Regions from separate parts of the Homo sapiens genome. Here region 2 is linked to region 1. A link is an interaction called in ENCODE POLR2A ChIA-PET data of the cell type or tissue named here. Cell type or tissue: GM12878. All regions are shown on one strand. Each heading gives the region's core, and the rest is flanking DNA. Links, peaks and the distances in the headings are about the cores only.

Region 1 (5,379 bases), core at 139-5,138:
TGATCCACCCACCTTGGCCTCCCAAAGTGCTAGGATTACAGGCGTGAGCCACCGTGCCCGGTCAAGCTTATTCTTAATATTTACTTGCTAGTTAGGTGAGGGCATTTTTTTCTTATGTTTTTCATACTACCTGGGAAAACTTGGAATTTAACTTTTCTTTTTTTTTTTCTGAGACGGAGTTTCACTCTTGTTGCCCAGGGTGGAGTGAAATGGTACAATCTTGGCTCACTGCAACCTCCACCTCCCCGGTTCAAACAATTCTCCTGCCTCAGCCTCCCGAGTAGCTGGGATTACAGGCATGCACCACCATGCTCGGCTAATTTTGTATTTTTAGTAGAGACGGGGTTTCTCCATGTTGGTGAGGCTGGTCTCGAACTCCCGACTTCAGGTGATCTGCCTGCCTTAGCCTCCCAAAGTGCTGAGATTGGAAGCATGAGCCACCACACCCGGATTGCTTTTTTTTTTTTTTTTTTTTTGAGACAGAGTCTGTCGCCAGGCTGGAGTGCAGTGGTCCCATCTCGGCTTACTGCAACCTCTGCCTCCTGAGTTCAAGCAACTGTCCTCCCTCAGCCTCTCGAGTAGCAGGGACTACAGGCGTGTGCCACCATGCCTGGCTAATTTTTGTATTTTTAGTAGAGCCGGGGTTTCACCTTGTTGGCCAGGATGGTCTCGATCGCTTGACCTCGTGATCCGCCCACCTTGGCCTTCCAAAGTGCTGGTATTACAAGCGTGAGCCACCGTGCCAGGCGAGGAATTTAGCTTTTAAATTATTAGTTTTATGCATCCTGCTACCTTGGTTCAAAGCTTAAGTATACTTGTATCTTTCTATAATACTAACAAATAATGAGTAGTGCAGGATTTAGCTGAGACTGCTTTGGGCCCTCATCCAAAGGGAGTTCCTGAATTGAAATGCCAAGAAGACTTGGTAATAAGTTGTCTTAATCCTGACACTGTAAAATACCTGTTAATGTATTTTAGTCAAATAGATTATGGTAAAACATACTCCCTCTTTTTCCTAGAAAGTATTAGGTTAATTTCATATTAAATCTAGGTACCTTTGAAATAACTAAATTATGAGCCCTGATATATCTGTTTTCTTGCTTACCCACTTAGAAACTCATGCTGTGATTTCATATTTAATCTGTATGATCGAATTTTTTTATCTTGTACTAAAACATAAAATTATTGGCCGGGCGTGGTGGCTCATTCCTGTAATCCCAGCACTTTGGGTGGCTGAGGTGGGTGGATCACCTAAGGTCAGGAGTTCGAGACCAGCCTGGCCTATGAAACCTTGTCTTTACTAAAAATACAAAAATTAGCCAAGCATGGTGGCACATGCCTGTAATCCCAGCTACTTGGGAGGCTGAGGCAGGAGAATCATGTGAACCCGGGAGACAGAGGCTGCAGTGAGCCGAGATTGCGCCACTGCACTCCTGCCTGGGCAACAGAGCGAGACTCCATCTCAAAAAAAACAAAACAGGCAGGGTGCCCTGGCTCACGCCTGTAATCCTAGCACTTTGGGAGGCCGAGGTGGGTGGATCATCTGAGTTCGGGAATTTGAGACCAACCTGGCCAACATGGTGAAACCCCATCTCTACTAAAAATACAAGAGTTAGCCGGGCGCGGTGGCTCAGGCCTGTAATCCCAGCCACTTGGGAGTCTGAGGCAGGAGAATTACTTGAACCCAGGAGGCAGAGGTTGCAGTGAGCTGGGATGGCACCACTCTACTCCAGCCTGGGCGATGGAGCAAGAGTATCTCAAAAAAACAAAAAAACAAACAAAAAAAAACAACTGGCCGGGCATGGTGGCACATGCCTGTAATCCCAGCACTTTGGGAGGCTGAGGCGGGCAGATCATGAGGTCAGGAGATCAAGACCATCCTGGCTAACACGGTGAAACCCCATCTCTACTAAAAGATACAAAAAATTATCCGGGCGTGGTGGCAGGCACCTGTAGTCCCAGATACTAGGGAGGCTGAGGCAGGAGAATGGCATGGACCCGGGAGGCAGAGCTTGCAGTGAGCTGAGATCACGCCATTGCACTCCAGCCTGGGCGAAAGAGTGAGACTCCGTCTCAAAGAAAAAAATAAAAAAATAAAAACAACAACATAAAATTATTTTTGTTTCATTTGACTTAATAAAACTTTCACTTTTTGTTTAGTAAAGCAAAAATGAATTTTGAGTACATTCAACATTGTGTATGTTTTACACCGTATATATAGAGGGAATTTATGGGTATCTGTGGAACTGAAAGGTTTAATGGGTGGAACTTGGTAAGGTTTAAGCAAAATACAACTTTCACTGTGCCTTCAAAACTCTCCCTGTAGACTAAGTCTTTCTCTGCTTCTAGATGAGCTTTTAGCGTGATCAGATAGCTTTTTAAGTCACTTTTAGGTAACAAAAAGTCTTCTGGTCACTTGTCAATAATAGTTTTATTTTAGTCATTAAAAGGTACAGTATAGTAGTGTTCAAACTCTTGTAGATTTCAGAACTTTTCTTTGGCTCAAAACTGCTTTGAACCTAGAAGCTTGTTTTGGAGGAAGAGTCGTACTTAGTTGGCTTCTCTTTTTACTTTGCCAGGTCTTCTTCAGTATGGTATTCCTACCACTTCAGGATGCAGCTTAGGATTACAGAGAAAAGATATAGGGGGGAAGGTGGGGGAAGGTATAGTTTTATTGTGGCTTATCTGATTGTGATCTGGCATTTTTGCCTTCTGAGTTGGCGAGGTTGTGCAAAGCTGACTCTTTCTTCAGGAGTGCTGGAAGTGGTTGAGGATTCTATGTCTAGGAAGCTCCAGCTATAATTCCTGTGATACAGTTCTCCAGCTCCAATTTAGCCTTCCAGTTTCCTTTATCTTGCAGGTTCACTTTGCCCAGGGTGAGATTTTTCTTTAGTCTTTAAGGTAGTTCTATAACATTTTAACCAGAACTGCCCATGCTTTATTGAGGATATTTCATAGACACAATTTCATTAATTCCACTGGGGTCTCAGCATCCTGTCTTTCCAACTCCTTCCATAAAATGCAGTAGACCCTCCAAATCATCAGATTTCACATCTGAGGATTTAGCCAGCCAAGGATAAAAAGTATTTAAAAAGAAAAAACAGAACAAAAAGGGTAAAAAGCTACAGTATAACAATTATACATGGCATTTATATTTTATTAGGTATACATAGTCTAGAGATGATTTAAAGTATACAGGTGGATGTGCCTAGGTTATATGCAAATACTGTGCCATTTTATGTATGTAAGGGACTTCAGCATCTGGGGATTTGGGCCAGGGTGGGGCAGGGTTCCTGGAACCAATCACCCATGGATACCGAGGGATGGCTGTAAACGTTTCTTCAACAGTACTTCTGTATGTCTGCGATCTGTAATCCATTGCTGCCATCACCTCTTTGCTGTCCCAAGACCACCTCCTTCCATGTCCTCACTGGAGTATTTACCCTGCCTTAAATTTGTGGTCCACTATTATAATTTTGCCTTTTCATACACATTCAACTCCCTTGCGGCATTCTTCTGTTGTAATTCACCTGGCCAAACCCTTACCCCCACACCCTTTGTGTCCAGTTCTCCATCTGTTCCAGCATACATCTGGGAAGTTGAGCATGCTTTGAGGAAAACACACCCAAGCTGACCTGGCTCTCCCTTTAAATTCATGACCACTGACCTAAGGAGGGCCCTTTGTGTTGCTGGTTGTTTTTGTTTTGTTTTGTTTTGTTTTCGCTTTTTGAGATGGAGTCTCACTGTGTCACTCAGGCTAGAGTGCAGTGGCGCGATCTTGGCTCACTGCAACTTCTGCCTCCCAGGTTCAAGTGATTCTCCTGCCTCAGCCTCCCGAGTAGCTGGAATTACAGGCGCCCATCACCATGCCCGGCTGATTTTTGTATTTTTTTTTAATAGAGACAGGGTTTCACCACGTTGGACAGGCTGGTCTCGAACTCTCACTCCTGACCTCAAGTGATCCACCTGCCTTAGCCTCCCAAAATACTGAGATTACAAGCGTGAGCCACTGCACCTGGCCTAATCCTTCTGTAATCCTAGTACGTTTCCTGATTTAATCACCACAGATTACTTTTAATACCTCTCGTCAAACCTCTAGCCTCCCTTTTTTCCTCTTCATTTTCAGCTCATGACCTTGTTTCCTGTATGTTAAAAATGAAAGCGATCAGAATAAAACTTTTATACGTCTCCTTGTATCTTTACCCATACTTTGCCTTTCCTACTATTCTGTCATCATGGTCTCCACTCGTGCTCCTTTCTCCTTTTAAGGACATTGCATTGCTTCAGTATTCATCTCATTCTCCTGCATTCTAATGAGCTGCATCATTTCCCCATTTCTACTGGATTATCCCTATCAGCATATAGATGTATTGAAATATCTCCCATCTTTAAAAAAACACCTTTCCAAATGCCACATCTTCCTTTAGTTACTCCTCTCCAAAAAGGTAAATATTTGTTGTCATCCGCGCTCCCTGTCTTGTTTGGATCCACTACAATCTGCTTTTTTTCTCTTTCATTCTACCATAACAGCTCTTTTTGAGATTATTGAGTGACTTTGTTGGTGGTAAATTCCCTAGTTCTCAAGCCTAATCTCAGTGGATGTAGAAGCAATAGCAGCATTTGATGTGGTTGATAACATCATGTTTGAAATCTTCCCTTTGTTTCTGGCATATTACTGCCTGTTTTCAGTTTCTTTTGTTGGTTCCTTTTCATTGCCCCAACTTCTAAAAAATGAGGCAGTGTTTCAGGGACATATGTTTAGACCTCTTCTATATTTATATTTAGTTTTAGTCCCCTGTGATCTCATTCTGTCTAGCTAGAATTATATACATATATATATATTTTACATTTTTTTATAATTTTTTTTTTTTTTTGAGATAGAGTCTTGCTCTGTTGCCCAGGCTGGAGTGCAGTGGCGTGATCTTGGCTCACTGCAACCTCCGCCTCCTGGGTTCAAGTGATTCTCCTGTCTCAGCCTCCCGAGTACCTGGGACTACAGGCGCCCATCACCACGCCCGGCTTATTTTTGTATTTTTAGTAGAGATTGGGTTTCACCATGATGGCCAGGCTGGTCTCAAACTCTTGACTTCAAGTGATCTGCCCAGCTTGGCCTCCCAAAGTGCTGGGATTATAGGCATGAGCCACTGCGCCCAGCCTTATTTTTTTTTTTAATTAAAAAACTTTTTCTTGGCCAGGCGCGGTGGCTCATGCCTGTAATCCCAGCACTTTGGGAGGCTGAGGCAGGCAGATCACGAGGTCAGGAGATCGAGACCATCCTGGCTAACATGGTGAAACCCCGTCTCTACTAAAAATACAAAAAAAAATTAGCCAGGCGTGGCGGCTGGTGCTTGTAGTCCCAGCGACTAGGGAGGCTGAGGC
Region 2 (5,379 bases), core at 255-5,254, 73 kb after region 1:
TCAGCCTCCCAAATAGCTGGAATTACAGGCATGTACCACCATGTCTGGTTAATTTTTGTCTTTTTAGTAGAGTCGGGTTTGACCATGTTGGCCAGGCTGGTCTCGAACTCCTGATCTCAAGTGATCTGCCTGCCGTAGCCTCCCAAAGTGCTGGTATTACAGGCACGAACCACCATGCGTGGCCTGAGTATGTACTTTCTGAAGAAGGAAGTTGAACTTCAAAGGAAGGATTGAGAGGCAAGAAGCAATAATCAAATCAATTGGCAAATTTGGAAAAATATTAATCATCAGCATCATTGTGTACTTACTGTATACTAAGTGTTTTGTTTAATTTTCACAATAGTCCCATGGTATAGGTACTATTATTTTCCTGGACAACATTTTCCAGTTTGAAAGAGGTCATTCAGACCCCAGTACAATGATGAAAAAGGACCAAACCAAGTAACATCTCTGTGGCATTTGAGAATTCCAAGAGTTAAGGAAAAAAATGTTTAACTCTTCTAGAAGGGAAATACATCACACACAAAGGAAGGAAAATTGGAATGTCATCAGACTTCTCACAACCCTGGAAGTTAGCAGATACTGAAATAGTGTCTTTAAAATCCTGAGGGAAAGATTTTTGTCTTGGTATTCTATATTCAACTAAACGATCAATCAAATATCAAATGTAAGGAATTAAAACATTTTCATTCTGTGTCCCACTTCTTAGGAAGCCAGGGGAGTATGTGTATGATTTTACAACATAAGTGAGAAGGATGAGAAGAGGAAGACATGATTCACAGAAACAGAACATACCAACTTAGAGCAGTTAGGATTGAAGCAAGAGGCTAGGAAGAAACCAAAAGAATATTTGAATCAGTACATCTATTAATATGTTCAGGTATTTGGAAATTACAGGTGTTTTACAGATCTGATATAGGTACATAAAAAAACTAAGCAATTAAAAAAGCTTAGCAGTTATTCAGAGAAAACAAAAGATTATTTAAGAAAAGATAGGACGGCTGAGGTAGGAGAATCGTTTGAACCCAGGAGGTGGAGGTTGCAGTGAGCTGAGATTGTTCCACTGAACTCCAGCCTGGGCAACAGAGCAAGACTCTTGTCTCAATAAAAAAAAAAAAAGATAGCTAATTATACCAAGTAGTCTAAAAATTGATAATTTGAGAAGTAGCAATGGGCATCTTACTTACAATTATAAAAGTTAATACCACGCTGGGCACGGTGGCTCATGCCTGTAATCCCAGCCCTTTGGGAGGCTGAGGTGGGCAGATCAGGAGGTCAGGAGATCGAGACCATCCTGGCCAACATGGTGATACCCCATCTCTACCAAAAATACAAAAATTAGCTGGGTGTCGTGGTGCATGCCTGTAATCCCAGCTACTCGGGAGGCTGAGGCAGGATAATCACTTGAACTGGGGGGGTGGAGGTTGCAGTGAGTTGAGATTGTGCCACTGCACTCCAGCCTGGTGACAGAGTAAGACTCCTTCTCAAAAAAAAAAAAAAAAGGTAAATACCAGAAGAAGCAGCTTGGTAAGTTAAAAACAGTTCCCACTAAGAGATGGAGAGGCACAGGTCAGAGATTTGCCATTTTTAATAGTCTTTTTTTTTTTTTTTTTTTAAGATAGGGTCTCACTTTGTCACTGGGCTGGAGTGCAGTGGCGCCGATCTCAGCCCACTGCAACCTCCGCCTCTCAGGTTCAAGTGATTCTCCTGCCTCTGCCTCCCGAGTAGCTGGGATACAGGCGCCCGCCACTATGCCCAGCTAACTTTTTGTATTTTTAGTAGAGATGGGATTTCACCATATTGGCCAGGCTGGTCTTGAACTCCTGACCTTGTGATTTGCCCGCCTCAGCCTCCCAAAGTGCTGGGATTGCAGGTGTGAGCCACTGCACCTGGTTAATAGTCTTTTATTATTCATTGATTCTTTTTTATTTTTTTTTTGAGATAGATTCTCGCTCTATTACTCAGGTTGGAGTGCAGTGGCACAATCTTGGCTCACTGCAACCTCCGCCTACTGGGTTCAAGTGATTCTTGTGCCTCAGCTTCCCAAGTAGCTGGGACTACAGGCATGTGCCGCCACACCTGGCGAATGTTTGTATTTTTAGTAGGAACGGGGTTTCATTGTGTTGGCCAGGCTGGTCTTAAACTCCTGACCTCAGGTGATCCACCCACTTCAGCTTTCCAATGTGTATATTCACTGATTTTTAAAAAGTCTATGTGCTCATATTATTTTGAATAACAGTAAAGATTTGCTTAAATGTAAGAAGGCATTTTACAGGATGGTTTTATTCAGAAAACTGTACGTAGTAGGACAGAATTTTAGTATGCATTGCTTGATAAACAGTGTATAATGGTCCCACCCACCGAGAAGAGTAACATAGAAATAGATGGGAGGAAAAAGACAGTATATACAAGTTTGCCTATATTGGTTTGAGGTGCCAGGAGACTGCAAGAGATGCTTATTAGCAGGTGGATATAAATGTCTAGTAGACTCAAGAGAGAAGTCAGAATGAAAATACACATTTCAGTCCATCATCTATAATACACTGAAAACCTGCTGTGTTTGTGTCACAGCATCATTATTTCTAACTCTAGGGAGCTAAGGAAGAGTTTAGGGAATATGGATAAAGAGATGGAAAAGGCCCAGGCACGGTGGCTCATGCCTGTAATTCCAGCACCGTGGGAGGCCAGGGCAGGCGGATCTCCTGAGGTCAGGAGTTCAAGACCAGCCTGACCAACATGGAGAAACCCCATCTCTACTAAAAATACAAAATTAGCCAGGTGTGGTGGTGCATGCCTATAATCCTAGCTACTCAGGAAGGCTGAGGCAGGAGAATTGCTGGAACCCAGGAGGCGGAGGTTGTGGTGAGCTGAGATCGCACCATTGCATTCCAGCCTGGGCAACAAGAGCTAAACTCTGTCTCAAAAAAAAAAAAAAGAGAGAGAGAGATGGAAGAGGCAGAGAGAGAAATAAAGAAGAAGAGTGGGAGGAGAAAGAGGAAGATTATTAAAGAGAGGGAAAGATGAACATGGCAGTTACTCTTACACAAGTGGGAGAAGAAATGTGGATATTAAAGAATGGAAGAGTAGTTTTCAACATATTTTACTTTCCTCTTTATATTGCACACTCTTTCATGTTTGAGCCAATATAATATTCTCTCTTATGTCCCCTACCATAATAATGGATACATTTTTTATGTTAAATACTTCAGATTTAAGTGGGAAAAGGAAGATGTTAGAAAAAGCCTGAGTAGGTTGATGTCAAGATGGCTGAGTAGGAACAGCTCCAGTCTGCAGCTCCCAGCATGAGCGACGCAGAAGAAGGGTGATTTCTGCATTTCCAACTGAGGTACCGGGTTCATCTCACTGGGGCTTGTCAGACAGTGGGTGCAGCCCACGGAGCAGGGCGGGGCATCGCCTCACCTGGGAAGCGCAGGGGATCGGGGAATTCCCTTTCCTAGCAAAGGGAAGCCGTGACAGATGGTACCTGGAAAATTGGGACACTCCCACCCTAATACTGCGCTTTCCAACAGCCTTAGCAAAAGGCACACCAGGAGATTATATCCTGCGCCTGACTAAGAGGGTCCCATGCCCACGGAGCCTCGCTCACTGCTAGAACAGCAGTCTGAGATCGAACTGCAAGGTGGCAGCAAGGCTGGGGGAGTGGCATCCACCATTGTTGAGGCTTGAGTAGGTAAAAAGAGCGGCCAGGAAGCTCGAACTGGGTGGAGCCCACCACAGCTCAAGGAGGCCTGCCTGCCTCTGTAGACTCCACCTATGGGGGCAGGGCATAGCTGAACAAAAGGCAGCAGAAACTTCTGCACACTTAAACGTCCCTGTCTGACAGCTCTGAAGAGAGTAGTGGTTCTCCCAGCACGGAGTTTCAGATCTGAGAATGGACAGAATGCCTCCTCAAGTGGGTCCCTGACCCCCGAGTAGCCTAACTGGGAGACACATCCCAGTAGGGGCTGACTGACACCTCATACAGCCAGGTGCCCCTCTGAGACAAAGCTTCCAGAAGAAGGATCAGACAGCAACATTTGCCATTATGCAATATTTGCTGTTCTGCAGCCTCTGCTGGTGATAACCAGGCAAACGATCTGGAGTGGACCTCCAGCAAACTCCAACAGACCTGCAGCTGAGGGTCCTGACTGTTAGAAGGAAAACTAACAAACAGAAAGGACATCCACACCAAAACCCCATCTGTACGTCACCATATCAAAGACCAAAGGTAGATAAAACCACAAATATGGGGAGAAACTAGAGCAGAAAATCTGAAAATTCTAAAAATCAGAGCACCTCTTCTCTTCCAAAGGAATGCAACTCCTTGCCAGCAACGGAACAAAGCTGGACAGAGAATGACTTTGGCAAGTTGAGAGAAGAAGGCTTCAGATGATCGGTAATAATAAACTTCTCCGAGCTAAAGGAGAATGTTCGAACCTATCGCAAAGAAGCTAAAAACCTTGAAAAAAGATGAGACGAATGGCTAACTAGAAAAACAGTGTAGAGAAGTCCTTACATGACCTGATGGAGCTGAAAACCATGGCACAAGAACTACGTGACTCATGCACAAGCTTCAGTAGCTGATTTTATCAAGTAGAAGAAAGGGTATCAGTGATTGAAGATCAAATGAATGAAATGAAGTGAGAAGTTTAGAGAAAAAAGGGTAAAAAGAAATGAACAAAGCCTCCAAGAAATATGGGTCTATGTGAAAAGACCAAATCTACATCTGATTGGTGTACCTGAAAGTGACGGGGAGAATGGAACCAAGCTGGAAAACACTCTGCAGGGTATTATTCAGGAGAACTTCCCCAACCTAGCAAGGCAGGCCAACATTCAAATTCAGGAAATACAGAGAATGCCACAAAGATACTCCTCAAGAAGAGCATCTCCAAGACACATAATTGTCAGATTCACCAAGGTTGAAATGAAGGAAAAAATGTTAAGGGCAGCCAGAGAGAAAGGTCGGGTTACCCACAAAGGGAAGCCCATCAGACTAACAGCAGATCTCTTGGCAGAAACTCTATAAGCCAGAAGAGAGTGGGGGCCAATATTCAACATTCTTAAAGAAAAGAATTTTCAACCCAGAATTTCATATCCAGCCAAACTAAGCTTCATAAGTGAAGGAGAAATAAAATCCTTTACAGACAAGCAAATGCTGAGAGATTTTGTCACCACCAGGCCTCCCTTACAAGAGCTCCTGAAGGAAGCACTCAACATGGAAAGGAGCAACTGGTACCACCAGCCACTGCAAAAACATGCCAAATTATAAAGACTATCAATGCTAGGAAGAAACTGCATCAACTAACGAGCAAAATAACCAGCTAACATCATAATGACAGGATCGAATTCACACATAAAAATGTTTACCTTAAATGTAAA

What was found. ChIA-PET counts read pairs that join two places held together with the same protein. Peaks named below come from ENCODE experiments on the same cell type or tissue, not always from the same donor. Only the 100,000 strongest peaks of a DNase experiment are listed, where the experiment ranks them.
Region 2: POLR2A ChIA-PET joins it to region 1 with 6 read pairs; 16 of 35 experiments call an interaction of 5 or more read pairs at or near these places.

Annotation. Positions count from the first base shown.
Region 1 is chr5:131,268,300-131,273,678 of GRCh38, forward strand. The region is part of intron 1 of CDC42SE2 (CDC42 small effector 2); the gene reads left to right. Among named protein-coding and RNA genes, the nearest start is that of CDC42SE2, 6.9 kb to the left of the region's middle. RefSeq lists an enhancer at 4,553-4,632. In GM12878, for the core only: no CTCF peak of the experiment used is centred there; no DNase peak of the experiment used is centred there; H3K4me3 peaks cover 4,046 bases; H3K27ac peaks cover 3,980 bases.
Region 2 is chr5:131,340,793-131,346,171 of GRCh38, forward strand. The region is part of intron 2 of CDC42SE2 (CDC42 small effector 2); the gene reads left to right. Among named protein-coding and RNA genes, the nearest start is that of CDC42SE2, 79 kb to the left of the region's middle. In GM12878, for the core only: no CTCF peak of the experiment used is centred there; no DNase peak of the experiment used is centred there.